2 separate regions of the Homo sapiens genome follow, and region 2 is linked to region 1. Evidence: chromatin contacts called from ENCODE Hi-C data. All regions are on one chromosome and are shown on one strand. The core of a region is the stretch at or near the end of the contact, and the rest is flanking DNA. Distances in the headings are between cores, read along the strand shown.

Region 1 (6,871 bases), core at 3,250-5,749:
ACATGCCATCTTTCACCTTGTCCTTTTGGGATATCCGCCCTTGCGACCCAGATGTCATGCTCTCAGGGAGTTCAAAGTGAGCCACATAAAGAGATCGCATGGAGAGGCCACGTGTGGGTGTTCTGGTTGGCAGCCCAGCTCTGAGGGTCCAGTGAAGAGCCACATCGACCCCAGGCATGGGAGAGGTGTTGCTTCAGATGACTCCAGATGCAGCTGTCAAGCCACCCAGCTTTGCAATCTTTCCAGCTGAGGTACCAGATGTAGTGGAGCAGAGACAAGCCAGCCCCATTACCCCCATCCAAATTCCTGACCCAAAGTATCCATAAGCAAAAAAAATTAAGTGGCTGTTTTACACCACTAACTTTTGGGGTGACTTGTTATGCAGCAATAGCAACTAGTATAGAAAGTAGCTCAAAGTATATACATAAATACATACATACATTCATGCACATAGGTATATGTACATATGTGTGTGTATATGTACATGCATGTGTGTGTAATTTTTTTCTTTTTTTCCTTTTTTTCTGTTTTTGAGACAGGGTCTCACTCTGTTGCCCAGGCTGGGGTACAGTGGTACAATGATGGCTCACTGCAACCTCAGTCTTCTGGGCTCAAACAATCCTGCTGCCTGAGACTCTGAGTAGCTGGGATTACAGGAATGCACCACCACACCCAGCTAATTAAAAAAAATTTTTTAAGAGATGGGGTCTTACTATGTTGCCTAGGCTGGTGTATATTTTTTCTTAATTACTATTGACCTCCCTGAGAACCTTCTAGAGAGAAAGTCTAGAATTACTCCTCAGTTAGAATCCCTGGGCTTTATCCACACTACTTCTGGAAAAAAAATGGCTGGGTAGTTCATGTCAAAGAAAAATATAACACTTTTAAACCACTCAAAATACACAAAAGTAATCTATTCTCATTGCAAAAAGGAAAGAAAATCCTCCTCAGCAAATCTAACACCTTATTTTAATTGGCTTTGAAAACAGAGATCAAAAATGAGATCTTCATCCATAACAACTAAATAGGGCAACTAGAGCTCATTGCTTTCCACCACTGAAGGCTCATGCCTCCGAAAAGAGTGTCTGCAGATTAAATAAAGCAATACCTATAAGGTGGGAATAGCGCATTGCCTGGCACATAAGAGCCCACCAAAATTCCAGTTATTATTATTGCTTTTGTTGTTAGAATTTCTTGATTCCAGCACTAATTCTTCCTGACCTAAATTAAGCAGACCTCATGTTACACCTCAGCAGAAAAGAATCAATGTAGATTCTTACTGCATATAACCAAATACTGAATATGTGGAAAATGTTTTCAGTATATAACCAAAACTTTTCAGTACATAGCCAAATCTGAGTTTCGTTAGATGTCTAGAAAGGGATCTTGGATTCCATATGATTAGAAATGTTATGAAACATCATATAATATAATTATCACACATCTCTATTTTGCTTTGGTAAAAGAACTGTCATTTTAAGAGGAAAGAAGAGAGAAAGGAAGGGAGCAGGAAGGAAGAAAGAATGAAGGAAGGAGAGAGGGAGGAAGGGCCAACAGAAGGAAGGAGGGAGGGAAAGGTCAATATGTGTTAGAAAACGAGCTTCTGAGAAGTTACATTTAACAATCACTGCATGGCTTTCAAGGTGACTAAATGAAAATATTACCTTTGATCATTATGAAGGTACCCCCTATGAGATTATATAAATATTACAAAGCTACACCCAAATGGTGGTTTGAATATGAGGACAGAGTAGGGAACAAAAAACCAGGTTACCTCAGGTTGGTTTTTTCCTCTACTCTTCGAATGCTGTGTGACTTTAAGCTAATCACTCAGCCTCTCTACACCACAAGGTCTTCGAAACAATGCTCCATTCCAAACTTCAGTATCTGTACCAAAGGACCACTAGGTAGTGTGTGCTCCAAGTTTCCAGGGTAAAAGTCACCATTCAAATGCTTACGTGTGCCAAACGACAATTCCCCTTGCAAAATTATCATTTGCAGATTCACACACATTAATTAATATGTTAAAAATTATCTAGAAAAACCTGTGTCTTGCTGCAAAATACTACTGTGCATCACATACCAAAATCATCAATACCTAACGGAAAAAAAAGTGATTGGAGACCATTTCAACTCATATGTCATTCGGGGGCAACACAGGGAGGCTGGCTGGCATCCTCCTTAACATTTGGCTTTTGCCTGTTAGATCTTCAGTTACTGGGGTGTGGAGGGGTCCTAAGACCAACAGAGATGAGAAGGGAGGAAGAGGAAGTGAGAGGAAAAAAGAATATGAAAGGTAGGAAGGAGAAAGGTAGGACAGAGGGAGGGATGCGGAAAAGGCCGTGCTATGGAACTAAATCTGAGTCAGTGGCACCTGAATAGAAATGTCACTACCAGGGAAACCATTCCAAAATGACATTCCAGTCCCCAGGTTTCAAGTTTGCAGAGTGTCTGGCCTCCTCTCCTCCCAAATCCCAGCTTTTCAGGGCCCAGGCAGCCCCCTGTCACTGATTGACTTAACTATATGAGTCACATCCTTCACCCAGAAAAAAATGTCTTTTATATTCTTGAAAGTGGTGGGAACTCTATGTCTCATAGAGCCCCAACATACCAGAAAAAAATGGCCAGCGTGTAATCCACTAGGAATAGCCCTTTCCAAAGGTGGCATGAACTATAAACTGGTTTTTCACTGGAGAAAAATAAAAAAGGAAAATAAAAATGGGATTCGGGAAAACCCCCTTAGTGAGACTGTCAGTAGACAGAAGTCTGGCAGATGTGAATCTGCCCTGGGAGAGATTCTGCTTCCCTCACACCGGCACGGCCCCCTTCCTGATGTCAGAACCCAAGGCTACGGGATCTGAGATCCAGGAGAGCAATGGAGAGAGCCGTGGAGTCTTGAACAGCTTCACTGAAGACCAAGACGGACTCTCTGCTATTACCATAAATGATGAAGTCTGTCAAGCGGTCTGCTAAGACTGAATGAAGACTGACGCCTGTTTCACTTCCCCACCAAGCAGGAGACCAGCCAAGCTGGGGGAGATCCCTTTTTAAATTCATGGCACCTTTGAAAATATTTTACGGTGACTATCAAAATGTCTTTATTCTGCACCTCATGACATCTTGCATTAGAGCTACGTCGACCTCAACACCACAGCACATACTTGTAACTGTTTTTTTGTTTGTTTGTTTTGTTTTGTTTTGTTTCTTTCTCACAACCCTTTACATGGCTGTTTTCCCACTAATCGTGCCACTTCCACGGCCGGGATATAAAACCATTTTACAACAGTTATTCTCCCATGTTTTTCCTTCATTTTATAGACAGCTGAATCCCAGGATCGAAGCTGTTTCAGCAGACAACTGTTGGGAGCACACAAGATCTATTTCAGCTCAAGAAAGGCCAAGGACAAAGACAAGACAAAAGTTGTGGGTTAAAGGGCAGACTTTGCGCAGAGCACCGGTAGAGGAGCGGACAGTGTGATGCGTGGTCCACTGCAAACCATTTCTTCCACAGCAGCAGCTCTGCAAAAGGGACCTCTGAGGAAGAATTCCCTGTCTTCCCAGTGAGTGGTCATTTTAGGAGAACAAGTCCCCTACTAGCCCATAGCTGGAGGGCCAACACTTTTTCTCTCCCTGAAGTTCCCGGCACCTGTTCTGAAAGGGGGTTGAAGAGCTCTCTACTCGGGCCATCCCGCCTGCTCTCTGGATGGAGAACATACGGACAACTGTGTGTTAAGCAGTCCCCTTGAATCCTTCAGCAAGCCAAGGAGTATACAGGTGGTCACCTGCACAGGTGCCGGGTCTACCACCACAACTTTATCCCTGGCCTTGGGGGCTGATGGAGAGTAAGACTCCCCACCACCGCCACCAGCAGTACCTCCAGCTCGCGAGTAAGCAGCGCACAGGCGGGCACAGGTAAATGTTCCCAGGGCGGCCAGACGCCTAAGCCTGCTGGCTGCTGGCGCTCAGGGTCCCCACCTCCATGCCTCTGCGTGGGGCAGGGGGAGTCCTCGTGCCTGGCATCCCACTCCCCCCGCCAACCCAGCCCGCTTATCCTGGGGCTCCGGCCGGGCCGCCCGAAGGAGCCCCGCGCCCAGCCCCGGGAGCCCCGAGCCGCCGGAGCCGCAGCGCCCACTCGGGGCAGGCAGCGTGCACTCACCCTTCTGCTCTCGCAGGCTCGACAGCGACCAGAGCAGCAGCGCCACCGAGGCCAGGAAGCAGAGCTGGCTCAGCAGAAGGTCCCTCCGGCGGCGGCGGCGGCGGCGGCGACGCGCGCGGTCCTCGTCGCCGGACGGCCGCATCCTCGGGCGGCCGGGCGGCGGCCTCGGCGGGCGGCGGCCGCTCCTGTCGCGGGCGGCCGCGGCGGGGACAGCGGCAGGAGGCAGCCCTGCGCGCAGCAGCCGCGCGTCCTCGCTGCGCTCCCACCCGGCCGCCGCCTCCGCCTCCTCTTCCTCCTCCTCGCCGCTGCCCGTCTCCTCGTCGTCGCCCTCCTCGTCGCTATCGCCCAGTCCCTCCTCCCCTCCCTCCTCCTCCTCCTCGCCGCTCGCCCGCGCCGCCGCCTCCCGGCGCTCGGGGTCCCGCTCCTCCTCGCGCGCCATGGCTCCCACGCTCCGCGCCCGCGCTCGGCCTGGGGCGGCGGCGCGGCGGGGGCGGCGGGGGCGGCCGGGAGGCGGGGGCGGAGGGGGCAGAGGAGGAGGAGCGGGGAAGGACCGACGGTAGGAGGGCCCGCCGCTGGCCAACTCCGCCGGTTGGCAAAGCCACCCCGGACTGGCTCTGGCCTCGCCGGCTGCAGGAGCGCCTCGCGGGGCCGCCCGCCTATTCCATGGTCGGCGCGATGGGGGCCGGGGCCGGGCCGGAGCGAACAGGGAGCACCGAGCGAGCTGGGAGCATGAGCTAGCGCAGCTCCCGGCAGCCTGCAGCGGCGAGGCTGGTCGGGCCAGGGTTGGCGGGGGGCAGTGCCTGGGACACAGCCCGGCGCTGGCCGGCATGGCGGGGAGGGGGCGCGCTGGGAGGAGACTGGGCTGGGGAGGGATCCCTGTGTGCAGTCCTTCAACCCTTCTGTGCCAGGGGAAGAGGGACGGCGCAGGGGGCCCCCTCTCGGGAAGCACACACGCTGCCTCCCAGAGGCCGATCTTCACCAAGAAGGATTCGCTGGAAACTTTCGGAAAACCGAGGGGCTCTTCAGCCTCCTCTCTACGTGCTACCTGGAGTCGGGGCGCCGCGAGTGCGCTTGGCTGCCCGCGCCCAGCCTCTGGCCTCGCCTCTTCTCGCGGGCCTCCCGGGTTTCCCTCTGCCCCCTTGCGGGGATCCCCCTGTGCGCCCGACTCGGGATCTGGAACAGGCCTCCCCAGAGGCTGTTAGTTCCATAAGGGTGTCCGGCTCCCCCCTCTGTCTTGGGCTCACACTTCGCTTTCTGTTCGTGCTGGACCAAGTCCAATACTGTGGCTGATCGAAGTGGGGACAGCTGGCACGGTCCCTGGAGAGGCGGCCTGAAGAGGCTTCTGGCCTTGTGCAGGTAACACCAGCCTGCCCTACCTCCAACGTTAGAATCTTAGTCCTCCCATTTCCCCCATTCTAGGTCTCCTGCCCCTCCTTGCTGAAGGTGTGGGCTGCCCTAGAGATGGCTGGACTCACGACCTGCCGCAGGTGCCCATTTGGAGGGGATCCCTGGCCATCCCAGACACAGCCCACTCTCCCTCATTGGGCTTCCCTGGACTCTTCCCAGATGCTAGCCTGGGGCTGCTGGCTGGGCTGAGGAGGAGATGCCATTGTTGGGGCGGAGGGTGGGGGGGCGCTGAAAACAAAAGACCTTGTCCAGAAAGGGATCACCTGAAACCAGGTGTCTGTCTAGGTGACTGTCTCCATGGAATCCATTCAGATCAGGGAATCTAGCTTCATACCCTAAGGAGGTGGGAAGGAAGCAGAGAACCTCTGTATAAGGCTCCCCTGTCTAGGTCTGTTCAAATGTGTCCCCACCTGTGACTGACCTACCCCCCCCGACCTCCTCCCAGACAATCCCTGACAGCGCCCGGGGACAGCAAGGTCACAGCAAAGGGCAAAGGAAGTGGTTATAGGTGGCCTCCTTTCCAGAGAAAGGCCATCTCACCCAGGGAGACCAGAGACTTTTCCTTTGTGGGTATATCATTTATGACTGCTGTTCTCAGCCTGGCATCTTCCAGACACTCAGAGTACCTCCCCCACAATGCCTGAGTGGTTTTCCCTTTGCTTTGGCTGCAGATACTAAGGAGGGTGTAAAAATACGAGTTCATCCGTGCTGGAGTGTGTGGGGAGAATTCTCTAGTTGTGTTATCTCCATCAAGCTTTTGCAGACACAGAAAAGAAAGTTTAGGAGCTGAGAAGAATTCAACTAACCAGGAAAGTCACTCAAATAGTGTTTTCTAGTGAAAACGAGGGAAAATAGAAGGTGAGAGAGGGAATCTGGAATTAATTGAGTTAGGAAATGAACACAAGCTCCAGGGGAAAATACCATAGGCTCAAGGAATTGTGTAATCTGGTGATGGAGGGGGAGTTAGGAAGGGAGCCAGGAGGAAGGAGAATAACCAGGAACTGGTAATTTCTTGGAAATTATCTCAGCACCAGGAGTGTATGTGTGTGTGTGTGGCGGGGTGGGGCGGGGGGGCCGGGGGAGAGCACTCCTGTGGCACACAGAAATGATTCTTGGGTTTCTATTCATTTTGACAGATTTTGGAGTGAAGGGCACTGTTAAAGTAAAGCACAGAGAGTGATTCCTTGGGCGGCCAGGCACCACCTAGGGAAGAAAGGTGGGGATCCTGGTCCCTAGGCTGACAGCAACTGAGACCTGATAGGTTCCTCAGCCCCCCAGGTGATGGCCAAGTGAGACAGGCCTCAGGAG
Region 2 (6,871 bases), core at 2,938-5,437, 310 kb after region 1:
TGTTGAATGGCAGTGATGATTGTGATATCTTTTTTCCAGGTTTGACAGTAACGCTATAGTGTTTGGTAGACACTTTGTATCGACATGTTATCTTAGATGTATGTGTCAGTAGTTTGTCAACTCCCAGTATCAGCAGCTACCTGGTACCTGCCTCTCTTTCCCAAGTACTCATGGTTTCTGCTCACACCTGGCAGAAAATGCCTCTGTCTGCTGCTGCTTGACACAGGTAGGTGGCAAGCCACCAGGCTGCACCTGAGGCACATCATCAGTCACCAGGGCAGATGACCTCAGGCAACCCTCTCACCCTCTGCATCCACAGCCTCAAGCTGGGAGCTCTCCTGGGACTCTTGTGCAGCACCCCTGGACTACTTCTGCCTTTTAAAAAAACTCACCTACATGTGTTTTGATCAGTGAACTCCACTTTCAACCTCATTTCCTCTCGCTTCTAGCTTACATAATTTCACATCCAAGAAAAGCAAGATCTAATTTTCTACAGCTGTAATGAATGTGTTTTATGTCTTTTCTGTAATTTCTAGAGATCTAATGCAGAAGGGAGTATGATTCGAAAGTATGCTCATTCTGGTACCTTTATCCAACTCCTTTCCTCTTCCAGATCAGTCTTTTTATACCTTCATCAAAGTTTCCCACCACCCTAAGGAAAGTATCTTCATCTCCTCTGCATGTTACCAAGAACAGTTGGTGATGGACACCTTCTCTGATTCCTCTGGGCTCTCTAGGATGCAAAAGGCTGTCAGGACCACCTGGGCCCATCGTGAAAGCTAATTAAAGATGGAATGTTATTTATGTTGGTGATGTAAATTTGTCCTCAAAATCACCTTTTCAATAGGGATAGTTCCAGGGGGAACATAAAAAGAAATAGAGAAGATTTCATGATGTCTGTAGTCACAAAATTTTAGACACTCAAATGAAACTTGAGCTTGACTATGACCTTACAAAGAGGCTTCAAAATATTATTGGCACTAAATTTGCCTAAGAAAAGTGCCCCATGGGTCTTTCAGTCGTCAACTGTGTTTCCTGAATGATGACAATACTAATGCTTCTGGTTACTTAGAATTACTTTTTGATCTTCAAAATCCATATTTACATATTGTCTGACTTCTCTGATGCCCATTTAGTGTTTGATAGTTTCTCTGGCTTGGGCTACATTGCCTACTTTGGGACCCATTATTAGTAACCATTTCAGTCCCATTGACTTCCCTCTCCAAGGAGCCATAGTTGAGTCAGGCTCAGAAAAAGGGGTAAAAAAGAGACAAAGAGAGGTAACAAATTACTTTTACGCACATGCACTAACAATTATTAGTCTCAGATGCGCAGATGAGTGCATTTCTAAGACATAAAAGTCCTCTTCAGTTTCCTTTTATTGGAATCATCCCCTTGCTGGCTTTTCATTTTCAAACTTAACTTTGTGAACAATTAGGGAAACAATATGGTTATGGAGGGTGCTAGGTTCAAGGGCAGGGATGTCAGTTGGTTGGAAAACTGAGTCAGGACTAGTAAAAGACTTTCAAACTCTGGAGTGGAGAGACTAAAATTCATCTCCAACATTTTGAGGAAAGGATGATAAGTTCCAGCTGAGATGACCAGGACTTTGCTGCCACCTATCCTCCATCCCTAGATCTGGCCTTGCCTCCAAATGCCACACAGCAACCATGCACCCTCTTCCATCAACGGAGCTACCAAACAGTGCAAAGCTGATTATCACAGCATGCCCCCGAATGTCCTGATTTACAAAAACCCGAAGACACCACAACACTCAAAGGAAAGCAGTGGCCCAGAACGGGCAGAGGACTTGTGAGACGTCATACAGCAAACCATCAGAAACCTGTATACATCTGGACAAGTAGATCCAGAGAACTGCTCCCCCAAAATGGCAAAGAACTGAAGCTCACAGTTCAAAGAGCAGTGATTGTGATTTGTCTAATGTTAAAGGAGAATGTCTAGACGCAGAATACCAGAACGTCTGGTTTTAATCTGTCTTAGACTGGGATCCCCCAGAAACAGACCCTGGAATAAGAATTTGAATATAAGTAGCTTATTTGGGAGGCGATCCCAGAAACCACCACTAGAGGAGGGGGATGTGAGGCCAGGAAGGGAAGGCGGCCAATGCCTGGGATTTATTGGGTTACCACTGCAGGCCACTGACATCAGTCATGCTGGACACTGTGGGAGATGGTGTATAACACAGCTCAGAGTTGTCCCCACCTTGGGACAATGATGAGGAAGTGGGGGTATTTATCCATCAAACAGCATCATCATTGGGGTCCTATCTCCCAAACTGCTCAGCTTTGACCAAGCACAACTTGGATGGAGAGATGAAGGGCAAGTGTTGGGTGCAGATGGACAAGGCACCAACCACATCTGCAACACTGCTCTCTCCCCTTGGTGAGCTTGGACAGTTGGGTTTTCTGACCCTCGTCTCTTCTCTTGGGTGGTTATATCTCAACATCATTTCTTGGACACTGCAGGGACTCACTCAGGCTAGGGCCACTTGCTGTTCCACAGCCTCCCGAGTCATGCCCTTTCTCACTGGGATGTCCATAAACTCCAGCCTGCAGGGCTCTGCCCACTCTATCAACTCCTGAAGGTAAACGCTTTCTGGAGCAATATTTTGTATGTACCACTCCTTCTTACAAAACATTTCATGGCTTACCATTCCCTGCAAGGCAATATCCATTCCTCTTAATCTTCTAGGTCTCCACAGGTCACACTCAGCCTGGCTTCTCAGTCTAGGGATCCAGCCAACCTAGCCCCTAAGACAGGAATGACTGGGTCACCTACGCCTTTACTTTCCCCTTAGTCTTCTGCCATCCCCTCAGCCATCCACAGAACTATTATAGAAGGGAAAACAGGGAATGGAGTATCCCTTAGGCTTCAAGCAAGTCTATGGAGAAAATGGCTATGGAGAGGTAGAGGTGGTCACACCCAGGAAACCAAACGCTTTGGCCTCCAGCTGAACTGTAAAGAAGAGGCAGCATGGTAAGCACAATTAATAACAATGTACTTGATATAGTTAGGCTTTGTGTCCCCACCCAAATCTCACCTTGACTTGTAATCCCCAGGTGTTTATGGAGAGACCTGGTAGGAAGTGATTGGATTAAGGGGGTGGTTTCCCCATGCTGTTCTCTCGATAGTGAGTGAGTTCTCACGAGATCTGATGGTTTTATAAGGCAGTTTTCCCCACTCTTGCTAACACTCTCTCTCCTGCCGCCATTTGAAAAGGTCCAAGCTCATTTCCCCCTTGCCTTCCAGCATAATTGTAAGTTTCCTGAGGCCTCCCCAGCCATGTGGAACTGTGAGTCAATTACACCTCTTTCCTTTATAAATTACCCAGTCTCAGGTAGTAACTTTATAGCAGTGTGAAAATCAACTAATAACGTACTATATATTTCCAAATTACTAAAACAGTAGGTTTTAAATATTCTTACAAAAAATAAGTAGATTAGGTGATGGACAGAGTAATTAGCTTGATTTAATTATTTCATAAGTATACACATATCAAAACCTCACACTGTACCGCATAAATATATACAATTATTACTTGTCAGTTAAATTTTTTAAAATAGAGTCCGCCAAGGTGTAATGGGCCTTCATTCCAATGAGATTTCTCTTCTTGGTCTAAAAATAGAGTGACCTACCAGACTAAGAGAACTTTCAGGATATAGAATTTTGACTTTTAAAACCAGAAGCATCCCAGGCAAACAAGGACCAGTTGGTTCCACAGGCCATTTGCTTTGGCCAGCTGGATCAAGCGAGAAAAGATGACTCTGCTGAGATGAAATAGCTCCATGCCTACCAGACAGAGTCTACCATAAACCATAGCCAGATGCATATGTTGCTTATCGCACACATTGCTTCTTTGAAGAGAATAACTAGTGCCAAGCCCCAGCCTAAGCGTGAGCTGGCTGGGTAAGTAAACAGATTGCTCAAGAGAAGTTCTTCAGGGTGGCCTGTGAATGAGCTGCTGACCCTCTCCCATCTTCTGCAGGTGGCTCATTCAATCGCCAAATCTTCCCCCACCCACCATCCCAAAAACCTGACCGCCAGTGACCTCCCAGCTGAAAGACATTGTGTGAAAGAGGAAAACACATTCCAGCTTGGCCACTCAGCAATCTTAATTAAGATAAGCCTGCTTATAAATATTCAACCTGTCACAAAGCTCCATAAGCTCCTCTTTGCTTATGGAATGGCTTAATTGCAAAGTCTGGGTCTTGAGCGCCTGTTGATGTCTCAGACTGATGTAAATACCATTAACCCTGAGAAAAAGGTTGCACCCCTGGCAGCCAGAAGAGAATATGCAAATCTGATGGGGGAAAACAGCTACACATTCCTTTGCACATAAAAAAGAAGCAGCATGCAATGAAAGTTAGGTCTTTCTCCCCTGCTCAGTCTAGAGGTCTGGACGGTGAGCTCAACTCTACCATGAGGACACCAACTTCCAGGGAGGCATTTGGCTTTCCCCAGCCTTATTTTCTTCCATCTGCAAAATGAAGCCATGGATTCAGCTCTTTCAGAGATCTTTTCAGCTCTAGGGGAGTGCTCCATCCCTGAAGATGGGTAAAGACCAAGAGCATGGCTATGGTAAACTGTATAGGTATAGGCTGGAGACAGCTCTGGTGTTGAGGATTTGGGTAATAGAACACTTACTATGAACCCACAATGTGAAGTGGTTACTAAAGAAGGTTTCGTGAGGCCTTAGCTTAAAGTGTCTGCATAGATACTGTTGGGACTGCACCCAGATGACCTCAGAGCCTTCTCACCATTTGTCATGGACTGAATGTGTCCCATCAAATTCATAGGTTGAAGCTCTAACCCCCAATGTGGATGTATTTGGAGTTAGCTTCTTTAAAGAAGTAATTAAGGTTAAATAAAGCATTAGATTCTCAGGTAAAGGCAAAAAGGAAAAAAAAAAAAAGAGGCTGTTAGGGTGGGACTCTAATCCAATCTGACTAGTGTCCTCATAGGAACAGGAAGAGACACCAGGGATGTGCAGGCACAGAAGAAAGGCCAAATAAGGGCACCATTTGGGAAGGTGGCCACCTGCAAGCCAAGGAGAGAAACACTCACCAGAAATCAACCCGGTGGCACCTTGATATTTGATTTCCAGCCTCCAGGATGGTGAGAAAAAAAATTCTGTTGCTCAAAGCACCCACTCTGTGGTATTTTGTCATAGCAGCCCAACCAGACTAATACACCAGTTCTGGGTGCCCAGCCCTCTTCTGTGCACTTCACATTTTTTTTTATTTATGTTTTGACTCAGGTTCTTGCTCTGTTGCTCAAACTGGACAGCAATGGTGTGATCTCAGCTCACTGCCATCTCAACCTCCTGGGCTCAAGTGATCCTCCCACATCAGCCTCCTAAGTAGCTGGGACCACAGGCACACACCAAAATATCCAACTAATTCTTTATTTTTTGTAGAGAGGAGGTCTTTCTATGTTGCCCAGGCTGGTCTTGAACTCCTGTCCTCAAGCGACCCTCCCACCTCAGCCTCCCAATGTGTTGGAATTACAGGCAGGAGCCGCTACACCCAGCCTTCACTCCTATCACTCACACCTGCAACCCACTTCAATGCCCTTGCACTGCTGGAACTATGACCCAGAACAAAGAAAGCAAGAAGTGCCTTGGAGTTGATGTGCCTGCCCTCCCTGGTGCAGGGTATGAAAGCCTCACTCCCTGGCCTTGAGGTGGAGCGAACTCTTGGTGCAATTCACATTCCAGAACTGCCCACAGTATCACCTGAAATTACTCCCTTGCTTGCTGCTGCTGCTTCTCTCCCCTGCCTGCTCTACTGCCTTTTCAATTTCTCTCCGGAGTCCTGCCTTAATGAAACACACGCACACAGATTGTCATCATAGGGCTTGCTTCAAGGAAGCCCCTCCTAAGATGCTAGCTCAAAAGATGTGTGTACCCCAACATTGTAGCTTCAAGCCAACTTCATATTTCACACTCCTCTTATCACTTGCTCCTAAAGGGAGATGGGAAGGGCCACTGCTGGCTACAGTGAGCTCAGGCCCTCAGTTCTGGCATATGCATGTTCTCAACCATGTCTCTGACTATACAATCGGATCCAGCCTCCAATTTGGAAGTCTCCAGCTCGCTGGAGTTGAGCAAGGGAATACGTTCCTCTGATTACCCTTCAAGTGCCCTCCTGAGAACTCAGCAGGCTCCATCCTAGCCTGTTCAAACTCCACCTGGGGGCTGTGCTCATTTTGGCGCTTATGATTTTTGAGAGACCCTGATATGGGGCTCACAGGCGGGACCAGAATGGAGAGGAAACACAAAACTTCACAAAGACCCTAGTTTATATTTTCCTAGAGGCACGTCCAAGAGAAGGATTCATGTGCTTTAGTTAGGAGGTGATCCCAGAACTAATGGGGATGGGTGATAGGGGGATGTGAAGGAAGCCAATGAGAGTACATCACTCGAGCAGGTCCCTGTGGTGGGCACTGCAGCTTCCTCCTGCTGGGACTCTCTGGGAAACAATGTAGAGCACACACCTCACAGCGTCCCACACAATGGGCAAGGTTGCTGAGGAATGTCTACAGCAACTCCTGAGTGGTATGAGGGGTCACTGACTAGTCCAGGGCTGCTCCCAGTGGGTGCCACCTCTGATGGGCACAGGGTGGCAGAGCTGGTGCTGTGACCATGCTGAGCTCTCAGATGCTGCACCCAGAAGCAAGGTTCAAGTGTAAGGGCTAAGGAAATGTGGGCAAGGCATGGCAGGTCTGACACACAAAGGATGGTTTAGAAACTGACATTATTAAGCCAGGAATAGAGATCACTCATGGGTGAAGAGGTCTGACCTAGAGTCAGAAAATTGAACCTTGAGTTTTGCTTGCTGACCTCATGAGC

What was found. A loop is a pair of places that touch in the nucleus more often than their neighbours do. Pooled maps may share reads with other maps.
Region 2: a pooled map of posterior vena cava shows a loop between it and region 1 (2.3-fold over the local background). The contact joins the enhancer-like site here to the promoter of SLC24A3 in region 1. A Hi-C loop is called at or near these places in 15 of 168 maps with a recorded cell type or tissue (Caco-2, Right ventricle myocardium inferior, adrenal gland and 6 more), 1 of 37 single-sample maps with no recorded cell type and 17 of 50 pooled maps.

What each region holds. Positions count from the first base shown.
Region 1 is chr20:19,210,270-19,217,140 of GRCh38, reverse strand. It overlaps SLC24A3 (solute carrier family 24 member 3), which reads right to left and starts at 4,499. Exons shown (of 17, transcript NM_020689.4): 1 at 4,157-4,499. The coding sequence starts at 4,298. It overlaps LOC101929547 (a long non-coding RNA gene), which reads left to right and starts at 4,673. Exons shown (of 3, transcript XR_007067549.1): 1 at 4,673-5,512; 2 at 6,700-6,871. RefSeq lists a silencer at 4,099-4,148.
Region 2 is chr20:18,899,612-18,906,482 of GRCh38, reverse strand. No RefSeq gene overlaps it. Among named protein-coding and RNA genes, the nearest start is that of SCP2D1-AS1, 73 kb to the right of the region's middle. Within about 2 kb of position 4,187, at least 2 of the 41 ENCODE cell types and tissues checked have a DNase peak (open chromatin) inside an H3K27ac peak, as active enhancers do.